Regions from separate parts of the Mus musculus genome. Here all the other regions are linked to region 1. The links are chromatin loops, found by intact Hi-C in ENCODE. Cell type or tissue: heart. All regions are shown on one strand.

Region 1 (8,000 bases):
GGTTAATTATCACTCAACCAAAATATTTAGTTTTGGATTGATCATTTTTAAACAGAGGGAAAAATGCCTTGGTAGCATGAAAGCCAAGTGCATAAAATGATGTAAAATCATGTTTGACGTTTGAGGGGCAGGAAAGATGTCCCAGCAATGTGAGAGTGCCTGCTCTTTTTTGCAAAGGACCTGAGTTAGGTTCTCAGTATCCATGTTGGGTGGCTCACAACGGCCTATAACTCTAGATCCAAGGGACCCAACACCGCCTTTCTTCCTGCTTGCAAACTTATACAAAATTCCGTACATCCAATCATAAAACCATATATTCACATAGAAACAAACATCCATATATCCATACACACACACACAGACAGACATACAAATATACACAAAGGCAAACATACATATACATGAATAAATAAGTTAATAAACATTTATTATTTTATTATTTTTAATCTTTTACTTATTTACTATTTTTACACTCCAGATTTTATCCCCCCACCCACATCCATCTTCTGATTGTTCCACATCTCATACATCCTCACCACACCTCTGTCTTTATGAGTATGTCTCCAGCCCACTCAACCTCTAAACTTCCTGGGACCTCCAGTCTCTTGAGAGTTAGGTGCATCCTCTCTGATTGTTCTTAGGCCCAGCAGTCCTCTGCTGTATATGTGTTGATGGCCTCATATCAGCTGGTGTATGCTGGCTGGTTGGTGATCAAGTGTCTGAGAGATATCAGATGAACACTTTACTTTTGGCTATACAATACTGTACCGGACGCCAATACTTCATTTCTTATTCCAGGCTGATGAAACTGCCTTTTTTGTGTTTGTTTATTTATTTATTTTGTAAAATATATCTGAAACAATAAAAGAAGCTCAATGGTTATTATAAGCATGGACTCTTGCACCCAGCAAGATTTCCAGATGTGATATTATACAACTCACAAACATTTATTATAATTCCATGATATGGGGACTCAAGTTCCATCTTTTGGCCTCCAGAGGCATCTACACACATGTGGTGCTCATGTAGACAGGCACAGATATGAATACATATAAATAAATACAATGCAAAAAAGAGCTAGCAAAGGCAGATTAAAAACCTGTGGAAAATCTAGGCAAATGGATGGACCTGGAGGGCATCATCCTGAGTGAGGTAACCCAATCACAAAGGAACTCACACAATATGTATTCATTGATAAGTGGATATTAGCCCAGAAACTTAGAATACCCAAGATATAAGGTACAATTTGCTAAATGCATGAAACTCAAGAAGAACCAAGACCAAAGTGTGGACACTTTGCCCCTTCTTAGAGTTGGGAACAAAACACCCATGGAAGGAGTTACAGAGACAAAGTTTGGAGCTGTGACGAAAGGAGGGACCATCTAGAGACTGCCATATCTGGGGATCCACCCCATAATCAGCATCCAAACGCTGACACCAATGCACAAACTAGCAAGATTCTGCTGAAAGGACCCAGATAGAGCTGTCACTTGTGAGACTATGCCGGGGCCTAGCAAACACAGAAGTGGATGCTCACAGTCAGCTAATGGATGGATCACAGGGCCCCCAATGGAGGAGCTAGAGAACTTACCCAAGGAGCTAAAGGGATCTGCAACCCTATAGGTGGAACAACATTATGAACTAACCAGTACCCCGGAGCTCTTTACTATAGCTGCATATGTATCAAAAGATGGTCTAGTCGGCCATCACTGGAAAGAGAGGCCCATTGGACTTGCAAACTTTATATGCCCCAGTACAGGGGAACGCCAGGGCCAAAAAGTGGGAGTGGGTGGGTAGGGGAGTGGGGGGCAGGGTATGGGGGACTTTTGGGATAGCATTGGAAATGTAAATGAGGAAAATACCTAATAAATAAATATATATATAAATTAAAAAACAAAACAAAACAAAACAAACAAACAAAAAAAAACATGTGGAAAAAAAGCAGGATCCCAGTAGTTTAGCATTAAGGTAGTTAATTAGCAAACACAGCAAACAAAGCACCTAGAAAACACCAAAAAAAAAAAAAAAAAAAAAAAAAAAAAAAAAAAGCAGACTAAAGTAAGTGAGTTAGACTTGTACAAATCACTAATACTTTCATCTATTGAAACCCTAATGAGTTTCCACTTAGTTTTCCACTGTACAGTTTAAAGTCTGGAGGTACATCAATGACCAAAAGAGGTACTGTCAGGTACACTTCATGGTAACATTGATATAATCTAGAAAGTTGAATGGTAGGGCACTTTCAACATAGCATTATCTTTTTAAAAGATTTATTTGCTTTTATTATATATATATTAATGTCTATATGCATGTGAGTAGTTTGCATGTCCTATGCCCCCTGCAGCCAGAAGAGAGTGTGAGGTTCTACCATGTAGGTTATTGGAATCATGCCAGAATTCTTGGTAAGACCAGCAAGTACTTTTAAAAATATTCGAAATAGTCCATATGTCCCCTTCCCCCCCTCGACAAATGTCTTAAAGTTTGTACCTATATGGAATACATGACTACAGAGAATGAGTGTGAATTGAAAATAGTCTGTGTTCTCAGAATAGATAAGTAAGAACAAACCCTAAGCAACAAGACTGTTACAGTCTATGGACAAAGAGAGAAGACAGAAGGATTGGGTGGCCGAAGTGATTTATTATTGCTAATAAACTTGGCCAAGAGGCCAGCCAGCCCAAGAATTAATCTTACCCAGGAGATCACAATGACAGTTCCCTCAGAGCTGGTTTTAAGCAAAGCCAACTTCATCCTGAAGAGCTGCCGAGAGGTATGTAGTCACTCGCAGCTGCAGCAAGTTGAGTTAGTGGATCCAAAGCTGGCTTCTGAAGACGCAGCTTCATGCATGTGTATCCTATAAAAATGCATCTCAGTATTGTATCACAAAAGGCATTTATGTATGTTTGTGGACTATCTCCCTTGCCTGTGACATCTTCGTAGATCATCAGCGGCTACACTGGTCTACTTACCAGTTTGAAGCTGTTAAGATTTCAAGTTAAAATCAACATGAAAGGCAGCCTGAGGAGTTTATATTTTCCATGTATAAACACTGAAACTCGTTGACACTTCTGAGGACATTTGTCCCCTGTCACCACTTCATTGGTGACTTAAGATTGCTTTATGTTACTCTTGGCAAGGAGAGAGTCAGTAGAGCTAAAACAATAGCCTGAAATGCGTAATGCACCAACCTTGATTGTGTTACTATATTTGTTTTTCCTTTCGAGTGGCCAAGCCTGCTACAGAAAAGGGAGAGAATATTTGAGTGCATGGTTTAGCTGTCTACTTAATGTTCCACTGTTGAATGGTGAAGAAAAATTTGTACTCAGTTAATTTTTCCCTTGGAACAAACTACTATACTGTTTATCTTTGCTATTAGATTATACCCAAAGAAGAATTAAATCAATTACAAAAGACTATGAGCATAACACATAACTACTTCATGAACTTATTAAATTTAGAACTTGTAAGTAAGTTGAAATTATTTTAGATATTAACTTAATTGTATGTATTAAGTAATGTTTCACTATCATAGACTTACAAGTAAAATAACCGTAAATGGACTGAGCATGCTGTATTATATATTTAGTCATATAAGCATGCATGTGTGCTTCTTTGTGTGTGTGTGTGTGTGTGTGTGTGTGTGTGTATGCATGTGTAACAAAAGTACTTAAAGAAAAAGAGGCCATGAATTCCAGAATGAGCAAAGGAGGTTGGTGCATGGGAAGGATGAGAGTGAAGAAAGGAAAAGGGGGAAACAATGTAACTTTATTTTAATTAAAATAAAAAAAATTAAGGTTTTTCTTAGCTTGACATTCCTCAGATTTAGTGTTTATTTTGAACATACTTAAATATCTTATTGTCATTTTAGGAGAAAACATTTAATAATCAAGGCATTCATCATTTAAAATATAAATACAATAGAGCATGATATTTTTTCTTTAAATAAAATTATTTCATTTTATGGTTATTATACATCATAAAAATTGATGTTGAAGTAGGTTCTTTTATAGTGGATAGATTTTAAAATAAAACAAGCAAGTAGAAAAACTATAGGGATTGCTTGTGCTTTTAAATACATTTGGAATAATTATTTGCTGTTTGTCCTAATTATTTTAGCTTGAATACAAATTAATACGTTTCACTATAACCTTTCATACTTATATCAGAGCAGGTTCCTCATATTGAACCCCCTACCTTTAGCTGAGTTTCTTAAACATAAGTGCACACTGATTTCTGTAAGTTGTAAATTTACTCAACTGTGTTATTAAAAAATGTTTAAAATAAACATAGTCGTGAATCTAATTTATAACTTAATCAGTATGCAAATCAGGAAGATTTCAAGTATTTAGTTTGTGAAAACACTATTTCTTAGCTCAGGGTTGCTTACAAAAGACTCAAAGTTCAAAGTTGTTCCTCCTTTGATTTTAGCAGTTATCATGATTAACTAAAAAGTCAAAAGTAACATTTTTTGGCCCTGGCTTAAGCCTGTTTTTAACATATTCATCACACATAACAAGCTAAGGGATTTTTCTCAAATGTTGTGATTAATGTTCACCTTTTCGTGAACCTCAAGCTTAGAAAAATATCAAAAGAAAAAAATGTCAGGAAATGACAAGAACTCAACAATAGATATTTTAAGTCCCTGGTTATAGGGAATTCGATTGTCTCAGCAGTGTGATGCAGTTTCCCTGGGGGACAATCCTACTGCCTAATGGGTATTCACAGAGCCAAGACAACTTATCAGGCCAGCGACACTCCACTGCTTAATAGGCATTAGCTGCTACCTTTGCCAGGAACTTGGCTATCAACACATCTTTCTAACTGAGAATGGCTTCAGAAATATGAACTGGGATCCCATGCCCGAGAGTTGTGATTATTAACAATTTTTTCTCTAGGCTATGTCTTATATTTTGGGCAATGGCAAAAAAAGCACTATTAACCCCTCTACTGGTTTTGACTGGAAACAATAAAAACTACTTCCTTCATTAAATGGCAGGATAATTTGTTGTCACCAAGAATAGCAGGTATTTTAGATGGGTCAGCGTGAACTGACTAGAAGGAGTGAATAGTAGTGCTGAAGCTGAGAATAACATTGTCCTCCATTAGTTGTGAGAGCAGCTAAATCCATGCTAAGAAGACAGAATGGTACATTTCCACATCATGACCCTGTGTGATTGATACTGTTGTATATTAAAGAAGCATGGTTGCTGAATTTAAAATCAAATGACATAAGATAGATAATGGACTGTCAACTGTCATTTGTTCCAATTTTGTGTAAATGTAACTGTCTATATTCATAACAATATATGGGTTACCATGTAAATTATGTATATTATGTAATGAATACTACTTTTTATATTTCTGACACATACACGGTATTCATGCATGTGTATGGTTGTGTGTGCTATGTACATACTTATAAGTGAGGACATATATATTTATGGAAGCCAGAGGAGGACACTGAATATTATATTCAGTTACTCTTCACATTATTACATTGAGATGTGATCTCTCATTGGCTTGGAGATGGTCTGATATCAACAAGCAACATGAAATCTCCAGTATCCACTTTCTCATAGCACCTGGATTAGTCACACGTAGCCTTGCCTGGGATTTTGTAGATAGCTGAGATCATGTCCTGTTAGCACAGGATGTACTTTTAGCCAATGGGCTATGTCAGCAGCTCCTTCATATCACCCCTCTGACCATTTATTCTCCCTTACCTTCATTTTTTTTGTCTATAATTAAATGATTTCCTTGATAGGATGCTTATACAGCTGAATGAAAATAATGTTTATGAAAGTATATTTACCCTCCACACCTATGTTAAATTTTATGGTTAAAAACAATAAAAGGATAATGTGATATTTTCCACAGGTAATCACAAAGGCATAAAGTTAATCAAAAGAATAAAACACATTCAATAGAGCTGGTTAATGAGAGCACTGGCTGTGCCTTTAGTAGTAAAATCCTGTATATGCCATTTTCTGGAGCAATTCTTGAGAAGACTGACAAGCAGGGATCAAGAGAAGTTGGCTTCCATCTGGTATATCTCCAAGCCTGCTACATTGCTGTTGCCTTCTAAGTAGCCACCTACATCAGCAGGGACTTCCTCTGACAACTGGCAAGGAAGGAACAATGTGTGTCTGCTACAGGGATTGTATTGTGGGATATCTGGGCACTTACATCTTCAGGTGGCTGCTGAAGAATTTCCTTTCTCCTTAAAATTGCATCTGGAAGACAATGAGGATAAATATTACCGCAGTTGGCAGGGCATCAGGCGGAATGCACCATTGTTCATTACTCTGCCTAAAGATCTAAACTGAGATGATAGGTTCCTGACTTTAAGAATAGCTCCTGATTTCCCTAGAAACTTAGGACAATGAAGAAAATATTACACATTTAAGCATTAATGATCTCAAAATATGCATTTTAAATTGTGTATACCTTCATATTTTTGCATATGTGTGTTTTGATGTGGGTGTGCATGACAGGCTAACCCAGAATTTGGCATCCAATATACCCCTCCATTGATTTTACCTTATTTTAAGAGACAGTGTCTGTACCTTAACCTGAAGTGCATTGATTTGGCTAGAGTATGCTCTCAATGAGCTCCAGAATACAACTGCTACACTGACAGATGTTTGCCAGGGTGCTCAGCTTATGATATGCATGCATGACAAGTGCATTACCTACTGAGACATCTCTCCAGCTCCTAATTTGAATGCTAAACACACACATATAAGGCCAGACAGTTCACTATGCATAGTAATTCCCAAACACTCTTGAAAAATACTGACCTTGTATGGAATTGAATTAATCTTTTCAGCAATTTAGCCTCTGTCCCCAAAGCCACATTAAAAAAATATATATATCTCCAAGTAGTGACACTGGAAGCAATGCATGAACTAAAGGACATAGATTTCTCATTAGCTGTGTTTGTATTGGTAAGTGCCACTGCCAAGGATTGGTGGGAAAGTATCACCAAGTTGATGTCAATCAAACACTGGAAGGGAAAGGGATGTTATCACTTACACTTTTGGCTGTTCTTTCCCCATTGCTTATGCTAGTTGTACTGTTTGTAGAGTTGTCAGAATCTTTATGCATCCTACAGAACACTAGCAAGGATCAAGAACTGAGTTTCCTATGTGTGCTCATCATAGCACAGGTATTCTTGCCATGTGCTGTGGACCAGAAGCAACTCACCTTAAAGACAAATGTGTTCTTATATTGTCCTACACAATTTTCTGATACTGTGAAAAATACTGCTAAACCAACTAACTTCTCAGGAAGAAAGTTGCATTTTAAATCCCAGCTTTTAAGTCCATGTTCAGTTGGCTCTGAGTTTTGGGCATGTGTGATGTACTACACATATCTAAGGAATGTGAAGAGGGAGTATTTCAACTCAGTGCAGCTGGTCAACCGTGAAAGACATGCAGAGATCAGTGTTCCAGGACCACCTTCATAGACACATCCATAATGACCATTAAACCACCTACTTAACTCCAGTTTTTATAAGTGTCAGCACCTTCTGACACTGCCAAAGGATAGAAACCAGGCCTTTGACCTGTGAGATATAGGGATACATGCCCATATCCCAACACTTGAGGATTAGTTGCTGTGTAAGATAGAATATGGGCAAGGCTTTAAATCACCCCATCACGATTGAGATATGCAATCAGTACTTGCTGTAGAAGCAATGTATGTGTCAGGACTCAAGAAACCTGAAATGAAAAGGCACACACCACCCAACATATGAATATCAGGCAGAATACTTGAGGTCTAAGCTCAAAATTGTCAAATTTGGCTAATTAAAGTGTAAGGAACTTAGTATTTCTACTAAATAAGTCCATTAAATAAATGTGACATTGTATTTATTACACTGAATTTACAGCTGAAAAACCTTTTAGATTTTTTTTTCATTGTTTATGTTTTATTTATTTATTTTTTTATTTATTACATATTTTCCTCAATTACATTTCCAATGCTATCCCTAAAGT
Region 2 (8,000 bases), 160 kb after region 1:
CATCTCTCTCATCCAAGTATCAACGGGCCAACCTATCTTAGCTTCTGAGATCATATGGAGTGAACAAGTTCCATGGAATATTTTTACTTATACTTTGAGAATTTTATACACATAAAAAATGTAAAAATAATTATGACTCAGCCATTGTATATTTGTGTGGTGTATGTGAGGCAGGCTACTGCTATAGAGCTCAGGTTAGGCGTGAACACACATTCCTTCTCCCTTTCCTCCCAAGAGCTGTGTTTACAGACGTGCCTACCAACCCCACTATCTATTGTACTATTTTTATAATGATAACTACGTCTAGGATATAATAAGTGAAAGCAATCCCAGTTTAAGGACATGGCAGGACCAAACCAAAAAGATTTTCAAAGCTACAATAACATCTTCTGAATGAGTTGAGCTGCTTTCAACACGAGTGGTCTCTTTTTATACAGAATGTAATTTCAGTGACATTCAGCTCTTAAGGGGAAAATGAGAGAAAGTCTAGACTAAAGATGAGTAAATAATATCCATTCACAGCATTTATTCAAGAGAACTTTCCCTGTCGGATCGATCCAGCATACATGCATCATACTTCCAATGTGAAATGTAATTTAAGGATATGAAGCTGAATCTTAGATCAGAGGGCTTCCATACTGAATGCCCATACCACGGGAAGGGAACAAGCATAAAGAACTCAGCTTGGATATACAGAAGCATGTAAAATCTTGGCATGCTGCAACATGCCTGTACCATAGAGTGTCAGTCAGATAGGGGTGCATCCTCAGAGGTTAATGGGCAGACTGTGTAGTCAAAATTGTAAGCCTGAGGTTCACTGAGATATGCTGTCTATAACTACAAGGCAGAGAGTGGTAGGAAAAGATATGGCAAGTCTATTTGTAAAATGCTTACCCCAGTATGCACTCTCTCTCTCTTTCTTACATGCACACACACACACACACACACACACTACATATATACACAGACACTCATATATACATACAGGCACATCACACACACACACACACACACACACACACACACACACATCACATTTGCACAATGCACACAAACACATTAAAATGTTAATTCTTTTAATGTAATCAAAATTTAAGAAACAGTATGTGAATGAATTAATTTTGATCTTATATTTACTTTCAAGTCCTTTTAAATACTGTATGTATAAGAGAAACTTTTAATTCTGTAATAGGAGAAAAGTATAATTAAATGTGAATTTTCTTCATGATACTGTCAGCATCAGTATAATATTATTTCTTTCTTAAATGTTGACTGGATTGGTGTTCATCATATAAGCAATATTTGCTCTCTGGATGAATTCTGATTACAGATTCAATTTCTTTAACAGCTATTCTCACCCTGAGATTTCTGATTGCTTTTTGCTTTATAAGATGTGTTTTCAAGGATTCTAAAGTTTATAAGATACACACTACATTTCTTCCTTTTTGTCCTCAAATATTTTGGCGTTCATGGTTTTGGGGGCTCAGTTTTCTTTCTCATTTCAGTGTCAATGATCTATCCTGTTCTGACTTTATTTTCTTGTGTATGTATTTCATATTGTTAATCTTTTATTTCCCAATTTACTTATTTAGAAGTTTAATTCCCTGATATTTTTTTTTTGGTAAGAAAGTGTTGCTCAAAGTGTTAAAGGCATTTAAAAGACAAAAACCCATGTGAATATTGTAATAAATTCTTATAATTTAGCCTCCACTAGAATGATAATCAAAATATTTTCAGTCCAGACCTAGAACATTTCTATTCCTGCTGTTCTATTTCCCCGAGAGTCTGTGACTCCACATTAGTCACTAGTTACCATTGTTCCATCTGTTGTTAGAGGTTTGTTTTATCTGAACTTTTCATTCCAATTAATTGACCTAACAGATTTAATTTTTAACCTAATATTTTTCATTTAGGATTATTACTTAGATATAGATAGCTAATGTGTAATTACTAAATGACTGGCTTATGCAGTAAGACTGTTAAATTCTTTATAAAAGTTACAACTTACAGTATTTTACATTTGTATGGTAATATCTAGTTTTAACTTTCTCCATAGGCTAACCAAAAACTGTGTTTACCTGTTATTTTTATTGTACTTACTGAAATGTACAAAATTGACTTCTCAAAGCAATTTTCATTGTAATAATACAATCTAAAGATTAATGATTTTCAACATTTTTTTCTGATTTTATGTGTAATTGAAATTACAAATACTTTTTGTTAGACATCTCTTAATTTGTTACAAGCTGAATTATGCCTTCCAAAAAAGAAAATTTGAAAACTTACCCTCAAGTACTTGTACATAGGTGCTTAGGAAATATAATCAAGTCAAGAATAGTCAGAATGGAGGAGAGTCCTTACTATATAAGATGGTATCAGGGAAATATGCAACATTAAGATCACAAATGTGGAGAGAAAAGGAAAATCTACAATCAAGGAATGCCAAGGATAGACAGCATCCGTAAGACATTCCTAGAGCAAAAAAGAGAGGGGAGACAACATATAGCAAATCTGTAAGATGGCGGTCCTCTTGACACCTTGATGTTGGACGTAGCACTCTTAAAGCAGTGAAGTAGCAAAGGTTTCCTGTTTAGTCCATCTGATCTCTGGAACTGTGATATATTGTCTTCAAGAAACAGTTAAATATGTAGTCTGTTCTAGTTGGATGATTCATTCCCTCCCTGTGAGTTCTGAGTGCACTTTGCAGAGTCAAATTTTGCATTTTTGTCACTTATAAATATTTGCTTTTATTCGTGATGTTTCTTTGTGTGTCCATGATCCAGTTTTCTGGAAGAGCAGGCAGTGTTTTTAACAGCTGAGCCATATCTCCAGTTTAAACATCACAGTGTCAAACATGATTGTCCTCTCACGAAATTTGTAAATAAGACCTTGGATGGAATTTTGGAAAACACAACATGAGAAGCAGTTTATTATAATTAAGGCAGTCGGTGAGGGGAATATTTAAATTAGCAGTTCCACCTAAGGCTGTGCCTTAGTGGTTCTCATATTCACGTGCAATTCTCTGCCTTTGACAGACACTATCTCATTAGCTTTTAGCCCCCTTCATTGTCCCAGAATCTCACCCTTTCATAGCTCCCCTACACTGACCTGTAAATAATTCCAAATTCCTAAAGTCATCAATTCCAATGTAAGCAGTGTAGCTGGCTCTGTGGCTGTGTGGTTGTATTTTTAAGAATGCTAAGCTCTGGATTAAAAAGATAAAAAAGGAAAGAAAAAAAATGCTCTGCCTGGCTTTCCCTGCTGAATAAAAGGCCGGAAAATAAATGTTTGCACCCTTAATGACCTCCATTGTCCTGACTTCACAGAATCCCCAGAGGGCAGCTAATCCTTTGGAACAATACAGTACAGATGTTTCACAGGATAAGAAGGCTAATTCCAGACCAATCAGAGTCACTCCAAATGTCAGCAAACCAAAATAAAGTTAAAATATGGGACAAACAGACACAGTTCTGCAGTTTGATCTATGGCTTGCTGGGTCATTCTTCAGTAAGGTGGTCTTTTTTTGCTATGCTTGGGCCAGGGTAACTTTCTCCTCCACAGAACCTGAATTGATCACAATGTTATGTTATATTAACAGTGTTCAATATCCATTGGCATGTCTTTAAAGTCACCACCATTTATATAGTAAAGGTATGTGCAGCCTCCCTTTATTCTGTGGAAATTACCACTAGGCAAGAGGTTAGAAGTCATCATTTTATATATTCCTGGTAAACATTGCATTTGTATCCACAATTTGAAGTTTGGATTGAGGAAGAGAAAAAGTCCCCAAATTTTCACTATGAAAAAAAAAAAATTCCAAGGTCTCAAGAAAATAATCTTATAAAATTTGCTGGAAGCTTTCAGATTAATGCTGGAAATTATTATTTGTGTTTGTGGAAAGGCAATTTCAATATTAATATTAGCTATAGGTCATAAAATAATACAAGTAGATACGGTAGAAAGCATGCTTGTTTCTTACATATATTTTGTTTTACAATTTTCTGTTTGAAAAGCATATAGTTTTTTATTGTAATGTTTGCTTGATCCTCAGAATTTTCAGACTTTTTTTTAGGGGGAAAGTAAGACAAGATATAAAACTTTTCCTCTTTTAATAAATGTTACAAAAATATAATCTATAAATATAAAATAATCTATAAGTTGTGTTTTAACAGGAACAATATAGACAATGAATACATGCTTATTAAAAACAGTAAATGCAGAAGTAATAGAATCTGAAAACTCTTCATTTTAGAGGAAAAGTTCTCTTTTATCCTTCTGGATGGTTGGATTTAAAGACTTTGGTTTTAGTTAAATAATAGTTATCATTTGGGCTATAAGAAAGTCAAAGGATGTAGCCTTTTATGAAATATAATTATATTTTCTTCTATAAACCTAATTGTTTTGTTTTTATTCTAATATGTTTGTTTCTTATTTTTAGTATTCTGAGCCAGCTTCTTTCTAACTGTGAATAATGAAGAGAGAGTCTAAAGACCTTTTGAGGGTTTAATCTCATGGAATTATAGAAATAAAATATGAAAATAGCTACTTTTACTCATAGCACTGGGAAACCTTTGTCTTACAACAAAATTTCAGATGAATTTTCTAATTTAAACTAAAGGAAATAATCAAATGTTTCTATTTAGACATAAAGAAAGATTAGATCCCATATAGTTTAATATTATTTTGTCCAACTTAGTCTTAGACAATTTTTATAGCTGAAATTCTATGTAAGCCCAGCCTTTCTTTCAGATTTTCCTGTGTGTGTGTATGTGTCTGTATCTGTGTTTCCATCTGTCTGTGTCTATGTCTGTCTCTCTCTGTGCCTCTCTCTGTCTCTCTCTCTCTCACACACACAAACACACATTCACACACAAAGCAACCCAGAGAAAATTGTAAGAATAAGCTATATAAATACATCCCATCTTTACCCATTCCTCTTTTTCTCTCTCACTTTCTTGGTCTCCTTCCCAATGTCTTTGATCCACTGCCTAAGTGCCTTAACTCTCTCAATTTGCTAATCTATCATGTTTCTTTTCATGAAAGATGTAATGCTAAAAAAGATAGTTTGTTGTAATGTGGAAGATAGAACAACCAATAGAATGTTAGAATTTTCTGGTAACTCTATCTAGTAAAACAGCTTAATTATTTAGTAGAATGCAATTTACATAGCATAGCATTTGTTCCTTAAATTTTGTTTGTTTATTTGTTCTGTTGTTGTTTTCAGTGCCTTGTTTATCCAGGGTTAGCCATACATGACTACAAATTTCTGACATTCCTGACTCTAATTACTGAGTGCTGGAATGGTCATAACCACTCAATTTGTAGGGGTGCTGGAAATCCAGCTTTGTGTGTGACAGATAGCCATGTGCACACAGAGACACTGAGGTACATCTCAGACAACCAATTCTTATTTTTGTTTTTTTATGTTTTTATGTACACAGGGTTTCTCTGTATAGCCCTGGCTGCTCTTGAACTCACTTTGTAGACCAGGGTGGCCTCGAACTCAGAAATCCACCTGCCTCTGCCTCCCAAGTGCTGAGCTTAAAGGCATGTGCCATCCCTGCCTGGCCCAATTCTTATTTTTAAGAATGGCTTTGTTCTTCTTTATTTTTTGTTTTTGCATTTGGTTACTTGCTCATTTGTTTTCATCCCTTTTCTTCAAGATTCCTATGGATGCTGTATCATTGAAACTCGGAGTTGTAGTTCAACTTTGCTTTTGGAACGATGGCCAGTTACTTCTCTGATTTTCTTACAGCTAATTTCCAAACAGAAAGCAAAACAGTTAGCAGATATGAACACTAACAAGATGGTTGGTTTTTGAGCATGTTTTGCTGAGGGTTATTCCTGCAGTGTGACTGCAAATCTCCTGCGGTATGCCAGGGCATATTGATCTCTGTGTGTGCTTAGTCATCTTCCTGACAGTTGAAAACAAGCAGAAAAAAAAAAAAAAAAATGAAGCCAGAGATTGAGTTGCGAAATGTACAATTTGGCAGTCCACTCGTAAATAATGACATGGTCTTTGCATTTTAAAAGATAACTTATGAAACATGGGTAATGTTTTTAGGTGTTATTGCACTCTGACTTAGCTGATTATGCTGTGCTCATAAAAAAAACAAAAAAAAAACAAAAAACAAACAAAAAAACCCTTTAATTCCATACTATTGGTTAGCAATAATAGCAACAAAATCATTATTACCTAAGCCAAGTATTTGGGGACTGTGGAACATTTGAAAGTGAAGAAATACTTTCATTAAATAATAAACATTTAGCTATGAAGATGAGAAAAACAGTTCCATGTTTGGCATTTGTTCGTCTTATGCAAAGAACACAAAATAGAACATTCTGGAAAGGATTTTGCAGAATCACAATCTGAGAGCTTTATTAGATTTATACAGCTTTAGTAAGAAAACTGTCAATTATTAACATTAAATCCCTATTTATAAGCCTGTAGACAAATATTTTAAATAAGAAAAAATTCATACCATTATATTCAGACATTTTTAATTTCCTATTACATCAAATCTTTCCTACTCAAATGCTTTGTAATCTGTTATGGAAAGTGTTTTCACAGGTTTGGTGGATTCGGTTTCAATTTGAGCTTTCAAAGTGATGTAATAATAAGAAAACTATGCAAGTAGATAGCTATCTGAACATCTGTAAGGCCATCCATCATTGTGAAGAAATATTTTACAACGTTCGACATTTCTGCTTAGAGCTACAAGTGGGAGAAAGCTTACTTAAAATAATAGGAATTCTCTGGTCACGTGCCACATTTCCTGACCCATTGTGTTTGGCACCAGGAAACAACTTGGCATGGATTGCAGAGAGATCCATCAGCAACTGTGAAAACTTTATCACTTCCTGAGCGCATGCATGCAGGAAGTGGATGTAAAAACAATGATTTGTAAGGGGAAAGGATGCTAGGTGGTCAAAAAAATAGACAGTGTACATTTAACATTTTTATGCTATCCTGTACAGGCAGCAAACTAGAAATCCATTGTACAAATACACAAAGACATTACCCTTACTGAGGACACAGACTTTCATAGACAAACTTAATCATACTTATACTTACACTTGGTCATGCCCATTTTGAATCTTTTGTGCTGGAACTAGAACTCATGGTTTTGTGAGTTGTTTTCAACCTACATTTCTTGTAAGATTTTAATAGCAGAGTCAGGCTGTATAGTGCCTGCTTTTTAAATATGAAGTCCTGAGTTTATGTCCTCAGCACCCAGAAAGAGATAGAGCACATATACACACATGATTATGTACATATCCCAAACATATACACAAGGATAAAAATACCCAATACTTTAAGAGTGTATCACTGTGTATTTAATTTGAGAAGGGAAAAGAACAGTAAATAATCATGAATACTTAGAAACACTGGCAAAATATGAGTTTCTAACTATAATGATTAGTTTATTCATTATGAGGATATGATTTTAACTACAATGAAAAGTAAGGGAGAAAGAATATCCATGGATTCTGATTTCTAACAACATATTGAATACATCAGCTACTTTTCCAATTCTATTGACCAAATATCTGACGGAAAATAAACTCATGGAGATGGGCTGTTACAGTTTAAGGTATGCGAACCCAGTATGAAATGGAAGGAAGGCTTGTAGGAGTGTCTTGTGGCTATCAGGATAGGAGCATGAAACTTATTAATCATGTCTCCAAGGACCTGAAAGCATCTAGATAAGAATACCAACAGTTAGCTGTTTGTCTCTGTTTTTACTTTGTTATTCAGTCAAGGACCTGAGCTCATGGGATTGTGTCACCAACATTCAGAGGAACGTATCCCTTCACAAATGAACAACTCGAGAAATACTCTCTCACTTTCAAAAGTGTATCTTGCAGATATTCTCATTGTTTCTTAATGGTCAAATTGCTAACTAAAATCAACCATTTATACTTGCCGATCAATCTGATCACTAAGAATATTAATACATTTGTTATTATTATTTTTCTTTATCTTCATAGTACTCAGT
Region 3 (8,000 bases), 100 kb after region 1:
TATTCCACAAACACAAACAGAAGGCACTCTACCCAATTTGTTCTATGAAGCCACAATGACTCTGATACGTGAACCACACAAAACCCAACAAAGAAAACTTCAGATCAATTTCCTTTAAGATTATCGATGCAAAAATACTCAATAAATTTCTCAAAAACAGAATCTAAGAACACAACAAAATGTTCATCCATCACAATCATTTAGGCTTCATCCAAAGATAAAGAGATGCAGGGATGGTTCAATATATCTATGTAATCCATTTATATAAACATACTCAAAGACAAAAACCACATGATCATCACATTAGATGCTGAGAAAGATTTTAACAAAATCTAACACCTATTAATGACAAAAGTCTTGGAAAGATCAGGAATTCAAGGCCCACATCTAAACATAGAAAAAGCAATACCCCTCAAACCAGTAGCCAACATCAAACTAAATGGAGAGAAACTTGAAGCAATCTCACTAAAATAAGGGACTAGAAAATGCTGCCCACTCTCTCCCTACCTATTCAATATAGTACTTGATGTCCTAGTCAGAGCAATTAGACAACAAAAGGAGATCAAAGGAATAAAAATTGGAAAGGAAAAAAAATCAAAATATCACTATTTGCAGATGATATTATAGTATATATAAGTAACCCTTAAAATTCCACCAGAGAACTCTTAAACCTGATAAGTAACTTCATCAAAGTGGCTGGATAGTAAATGAACTCAAACAAATCAGTGGCCTTTCTCTCCACAAAGGATAAATAGGCTGAGAAAGAAGTTAGGGAAATAGTACCCTTCAAATTAGTCACAAATAATATAAAATACCTTGGAGTGACTCTAAGCAAGTGAAAGGTCTGTATGATAAGAACTTCAAGTCTCTGAAGAAAGAAATCAAAGAAGACTTCAGAAGATGGACAGATCTCCCATGCTCATAGATTGGCAGTATTAATATAGTAAAAATGGCTATCTTGCAGAAAGCAATCTACAGACTCAATGCAATCCCCATCAAAATTCCAACTCAATTCTCCACGGAGTTAGAAATGCAATTTGCAAATTCATCTGGAATAACCAAAACCCAGGATAGCAAAAACTATTCTCAATACTAAAAGAACTTCTGGTGGAATCACCATCCCCAACCTCAGGCTGTAATACAGAGCAATTGTGATAAAAACTGCATGGTACTGGTACAGGAACTGACAGGTAGATCAATGGAATAGAATTGAAGACCCAGAAATGAAGGCACACACCTATGGTCACATAATACTTGACAAAGGAGCTAAAACCATTCAGTAGGAAGAAGACATCATTTTCAACAAATGATGCTGGCTCAACTGACCATTATCATGTAGAAAAATGCAAATTGATCCATTCATACCTCCTTGTACAAAGCTCAAGTCTAAGTGTATCAAGGAACTCCACATAAGACCAGAGATACTGAAAGTCATAGAGGAAAAAGTAGGGAAAAGCCTCAAAGATATGGGCACAGGGGAAAAATTCATGAACAGAACAGCCATGGCTTATGCTGTAAGATCAAGAATCAACAAATGGAACCTCATAAAATTGCAAAGCATCTGTAATGCAAAGGACACTGTCGATAAGACAAAATGGCAATCAACAGATTGGGAAAAGATCTTTAACGAATTCTAAATCCGATAGGGGGCTAATATCCAAAATATATGTATGAAGAAATCTAGAAGTTGGACTCTGGAAAACCAAAAACCCTATTAAAAATGTGGTGCAGAACTAAACAAAGCATTCTCAACTGAGGGATACCAAATAGCTGAGAAGCACCTAAAGAATTATTCAACATCCTTAGTCATCAGGGAAATGCAAATCAATACAACCTGAGATTCCACCTTCACACCAGTGGAATTAAGATCAAAAACTCAGGTGACAGCAGATGCTGGTGAGGATGTGGAGAAAGAGGAACACTCCTCCATTGTTGGTGGGATTGCAAGCTTGTACAACCACTCTGGAAATCAGTTTGACAGTTCCTCAGAAAATTGGACATAGTTCTGCCAGAATATCCAGCAATACCACTCCTATGCATATACCCAGAAGATTCTACAACTGGTAAAAAGAACACATGCCCAACTATGTTCATAGCAGCCTTTTTTTTTAAATACAAGAAGCTGGAAAGAACCCAGATATCCTTCAACAGAGGAATGAATACAGAAAATGTGGTACATTTACACAATGGAGTACTACTCAGCTATTAAAAACAATAAATTCATTAAAATCTTAGAAAAAATGGATGAATCTGGAGGATATCATCCTAAGTGAGGTAACCCAGTCATAAACAAACACACATGATATCCACTCACTGATAAGTATATATTAGCCCAGAAGCTCACAATACCCAAGATACAATTTGCAAAATATATGAAACTCAAGAAGAAGGAAGACCAAAGTGTGGATACCTTGCTCTTTCTTAGAATGGGGATCAATATATCCATGCAAGGAGTTACAGAGACAAAGTATGGAGCAGAGACTGATGGATTGACCATCCAGAAACTGCCCCACTTAGGAATCCATACCATAAACAACCATCAAACCCAGACACTATGGCAGATGCCAACAAGAGCTTGCTGATACAGCTGTCTCCTGAGAGGCTCCCCTGGTGCCTGACTAATACAGAAGTGGATGCTCACATCCATTAGATGGATCATAGGATAACCAATGAAGGAGCTAGAGAAAGTACCCAAGGAGCTGAAGTGGTTTGCAGACCTCTAGGAGGAACAACAATATGAATTAACCAGTAATCCCGGAGCTCCCTGGGACTAAACCACCAATCAAAGAAAACACATGGAGGGACTTGTAGCTCTAGCTGCATATGTAGCAGAGGATGGCCTAGTAGGTCATCAATAGCCTGTGAAGGTTCTGTGCCCAATGTAGGGGAATTCCTGGACCAGGGAGCTGGAGTGAGTGGGTTGGGCAGCAGGCAGAGGGGGAAGAGAATAAGGGATTTTCAGAGGGGAAACTAGGAAAGGGAAACTATTTGAAATGTAAATAAAGAAATCATCTAATAAAAAGTACACATATATTAAAATAGTATTAATATCTTTCACAAATTCATACATAAACCATTACAAATGCATTGCTCTTCTTTATGAAAGTTATCATTCTCACATAGTGAGAAAGATCTATGGTCATTCTCAGAGCAGAGCAGATCAAAGCATCTGTGATTTCATTTTGTCCTGGAACCTTCTCCCTGAGTCCAACTTTAGAGTGCATAGCATCCTGTATCATCCTGCTTAGTTTCCTCGGTCAATCCCTCTGTGGATACACAGCGCCACAGGGGCATGACAAAACAATAGGCAATATTTTTAGTTCTCATTGTCCCTTGCCAGCTCTGTACTCTTAGAGTAGAGAGACAATTTTATTATCTGAGGAAAAACATAAAATATCAAGTCATAAAACTTTTAGCTGGGACACCAGAGACATGTGAAATAATTTGTCATGCTTTCAGGAAAACCAAATTTACTTGAATGTTTAAATAATTATGGCCACTAATTACAGGAAAAAGGAAGCTGTGTGCAAAATCAGAACAAAATGTGACATTTTATGGAATAGTAAGAATGCAGAATTGAAATATAAAAAATCTAACACACTAGGCATTTGGTAGATTTCAGCTTATAGTTTCTTATATGTTTTACAGTTCAGATTTATTTTCACAAAAGTGATAGCAGCCTTTTCATCCAGGTATGTGATAGACTCAAATTTACCCTCAATTGTTTCTGCCAGTGATCATACAAGAAAACTTTGAGAATCACTGACAGAGTAACTTGTGATAGTATGGGGACATAATATGTCCAGGAACAGTTACTATAAATGTTATCTTGGTCCACACCACACAATAGAAATAGAAGTGTCTGTCTTTACATTTGAAATAAGTATCTTTAACATCTGTTCTCAATAGCACAAAACACCCCTCCTGGCATGTCTTGGATGATCAGTGTATGTCTGGGATTGATTTCTACCCAGTGCATCCAAAAATGCATATGAATCTTTTCAGATATGCTGCCTACAAAGACATATTACAAATACTTGTAACATAGTATTTCCTCTCCCGTCCACACCCAAATGAAAATAGTCTCGATTGTCTTTGCTTTGAATTTGCATCCAAAATGATATCACTCAGTAAAAACTTGGAAGTGAATTCAGCCAAAACTTCAGCTATGTTATGTCCATACCTGAACCTGTAACAAAGACCTTAAGAAGGCTCCCTTTTGCCTATGTCAACCCTTTTACGGAACAGGAAGGATTGCTACAGGAAGCCAAACTTTCTTCCTGATAGATATGCTTATTCACCAACTTAAAGCCCTTTGCAAGTAGTTAATAATTGTAGCTTTTTTTTCATAGTACAGAGGATGCTTGATAGTATTTTTTTCTATATAACAACTCTACTTTTTGGTTATTTATTTATTTATTTATTTATTTATTTATTTTACACTCCAGATTTTATTCCCCATCCCCAGGTGGCTATTTATTTATTTATTTATTTATTTATTTAACACTCCAGATTTTATTTCCCATCCCCAGGTCCACACTCTGACTGTTCCACATTTGATACTTCCTCCCCACCCCCAATCTCCACAAGGATGTCCCCACCCCACCCCACCCAACCAGACCTCTAAACTCCCTGGGTCCTCTAGTCTCTTATGGTTATGTGCATCTTCTCTTACTGAACCCAGGCCTGGCAGCCCTCTGCTGTATATGTGTTTGGGTCTTTAGATCAGCTGGTGTATGCTGCCTGGTTGGTAATCCAGTATTTGAAAGATCTTGGAGGCCAAGTTTAATTAATAGTATTTAATGTGAGTGCCATTGTAGTTTAAATTTGGGTAAGTAAAGAGTCATTAAAAAACAAGTCTCCAATAACTGAGGAGAAAGTTTTGTGTGGTAAAAGCTTGTGTTTATATCGTATAAAGATAATGCATATCAGTGAAGCTGATAGACCTTTCCCTCTAGAAAACAAACAAACAACAAACAATGAATATGAAACTTTTTGTTACCTGTTTTTTTTTTTTTCTGAATGGAAAGTTTGAAAAATGCCTGCATGAAATGATGGGTGTTCTGAACTGAGACTCTAGTCATAGGCATTTATTATAAGCTCCATGACTTGTCTCCCTTGATTTGAGTACCACTATGAGTTTATGTCCCCAAACACAGAACCATTCATTAAACAAATTATATGTATGAGAGAACCCATTGGGGAGAAGTTTAGAATTGTTGGTCAGTGACATCCCAATGATTCCCCAATACAAAAGGCTAGTGTTCATGTTTTTTTTGTTATCTTCCAGAACACATTAGGAAGACTTTATTTCAGCTAAGAGCAGTCCTTGTTATTGAACAGGCCATTCTTGGTATCACTATCAGGCGAAGAATATGCTGAAGAGATAGAGGAGCCCAGGAAAGGACATATTTCTATGATTCTGCAAAATGAACATACTGCTATAATAATGCTTAATAAGTTATCATTATACCCATAGATTAAAACATTTCTCAATTCTCACCAGAGTAGCTCCGGCTTGTAGTGAATGACAGTCAACACAAAGACTGGCTAAAGTGCAGAGAATAGAAAAGTAGAGAACATTCAACTAATATGGAACATACAAGTCATACCCACTCCTCCAAAGACTCATGGATCATTTTGAAAGAAAAAATCAATAAGTGTGTAAGATTCTGAGACAATGGATTGTTCCAAGGAAAAGCTGTCTTATACACAGAGCAAGACAGTTGCACACAGGGACTCATAGCAAATGTCACTCTATGTACAAGACCCTGTAGAAGCAAAAACCAGATGAAACCTCAGAAAAAAAAGAAAAGAGGGAGTAAAGCATAAAGTCCCACCTTTCACTCAAGACCTATTGACATCCTTAGCTTCTGGGAGAGGAAGGGTTAATACTCTAAAAATGTTGCCTCTGATAGCTAGAACAGATTCCAGTGGAAGGCAAATATTCAAGAATATTTCAGCAGCTCAGGCTGTCTTTGATGCAAAGGAGGGCAGAGAACTTGCTGACAACAAAGAGGGATGGATCTAGGATGAGGTGTGGATGTAGAGAATGGATTATTCTAAAAGACCTAGCATGATATTCTTAAAACTAATGACAACAACAACAGCAACAAAACAAATAAGCATAAACCTGTTTAGCAGGGTGATTGCCATCTGAGCCAACTGCTAAAACTTAAGCACATGACCCGTTCTTTTTTGTTTATTTGTTTCACCTTTTTAATTAGATACTTTCCTTATTTACATTTCAAATGTTATCCCCTTTCCCGGAAACCTCCTATCCCATCTCCTCTTCCCCCTTCAATGACTTTGTTCCCTGATTCACCTACCCACTCCTGCTTCCCAGTCCTGGCATTACACTACACTCTGGCATCCAGTCTCTCCACAGGATCAATGGCCTCACTTCCCATTGATGCCTGAAAAGGCCCTCCTCTGCTACATGTGCGACTGGAGCCATCCAAGAATACTCTTTGGTTGGTGGTTTAATCCCTGGGAGCTCTGGGGTGTCTGGTAGGTTGATGTTGTTGCAAACCCCTTCAGCTCGTTCAGTCCTTTCTCTAACTTGTCCATTGTAGGACCCCATGCTCAATCCAATGGTTGGCTATGACCAACCACTCTGTATTTGTCAGGTTCTGGCAGAGCCTCTCAAGAGACAGCTATATCAGACTCCTGTCATCAAGCACCTCTTGGCATCTGCAATAGTGTTTGTGTTTGATTGCTGTATATAAGATAGATCCCCACGTGGGGCAGTCTCTGGATGGCCTTTCCTTCAGTCTCTACCCTACACTTTATCTCTGTGCTTCCTCCCATGAGTATTTTATTCCTCCTTCTAAGATGGACCTAAGCATCCACACTTTGGTCTTTCTTCTTGAGCTTCCTGTGGTTTGTGAATTGTATTTTGGGTATTCTGAGCATTTGGGTTAATATCCACTTATCATTGAATTAATACTAAGTGTGTTTTTCTGTGACTGGGTTACCTTATTCAGGATGATATTTTCTAGTTCCATCCATTTGCCTAAGAGGTCCATGAAGTCCCTATTTTAATAGCTGAGTAGTACTCCATTGTGTAAATGTACCACATTTTCTGTATTCATTCTTCTGTTGAAGGACATCTGGGTTCTTTCCAGCTTCTGGCTATTATAAGGCTGCTAAGGACATAGTAGAGCTCTTGTCTTTATTACATGTTGGGACATCTTTTGTGTATATGACTAGGAATGGTATAGCTGGCTCCTCACATAAAACTATATCCAATTTTCTGAGAAACTGCCAAACTGATGTCCAGAGTAGTTGTACCAGCTTGCAATCCCACCAACAATGGAGGAGTGTTTCTCTTTCTCTACATCCTCACCAGCATCTGCTGTTGACTGAATTTTTTATCTTAGCCATTCTGACTGGTGTGAGGTAGTATCTCAGGGTTGTTTTGATTTGAATTTTCCTGATGACTAAGGATGTTGGACATTTCTTTAGGTGCTTCTCAGCCATTTTGTATTCCTCAGTTGAGGATTCTTTGTTTAGTTCTGTACCCTATTTTAAAATGGGGTTATTTGATTGTCTGGATTCTAATTTGTTGAGTTCTTTGTATATATTGGATATTAGCGCTTTATCAGATGTAGGCTTGTTAAAGATCTTTCCCCGTCTGTTGGTTGGTGTTTTGTCCTATTAACAGTGTTTCTTGCCTTACAGGATGTTTGAAATTTTAAGATGTTCCATTTATCAATTCTTAATCTTAGAGCAAAAGCCATGGAATTCTGTTCAGGATATTTTCTTCTCTGTCCACGTGTTCCAGGCTATTCCCCACTTTCTCTTCTTTTAGTTTCAGTGTATCTGATTTTATGTGGAGGTCCTTGATATACGTGGACTTGAGCTTTGTGCAAGGAGATAAAAATAGATTGATTTGCATTCTTCTACATACTAACTGCCAGTTGAGCCACCACCATTCTTGAAAATGCTGACTTTTTTCCACTTGATGGTTTTAGCTCCTTTGTTAAATATCAAGTGAC

The links. A loop is a pair of places that touch in the nucleus more often than their neighbours do. Peaks named below come from ENCODE experiments on the same cell type or tissue, not always from the same donor. Only the 100,000 strongest peaks of a DNase experiment are listed, where the experiment ranks them.
Region 2: it touches region 1 in a loop (8-fold over the local background); 5 of 42 quality-filtered maps call a loop at or near these places.
Region 3: it touches region 1 in a loop (11-fold over the local background); 5 of 42 quality-filtered maps call a loop at or near these places.

The regions. Positions count from the first base shown.
Region 1 is chr12:94,583,945-94,591,944 of GRCm38, reverse strand. No RefSeq gene overlaps it. Among named protein-coding and RNA genes, the nearest start is that of Mir8099-2, 660 kb to the right of the region's middle. In heart, no CTCF peak of the experiment used is centred here; a DNase peak (open chromatin) is centred at 4,714.
Region 2 is chr12:94,419,871-94,427,870 of GRCm38, reverse strand. No RefSeq gene overlaps it. Among named protein-coding and RNA genes, the nearest start is that of Mir8099-2, 500 kb to the right of the region's middle. In heart, no CTCF peak of the experiment used is centred here; DNase peaks (open chromatin) are centred at 3,310 and 6,870.
Region 3 is chr12:94,484,195-94,492,194 of GRCm38, reverse strand. No RefSeq gene overlaps it. Among named protein-coding and RNA genes, the nearest start is that of Mir8099-2, 560 kb to the right of the region's middle. In heart, a CTCF peak has its summit at 3,273; a DNase peak (open chromatin) is centred at 3,274.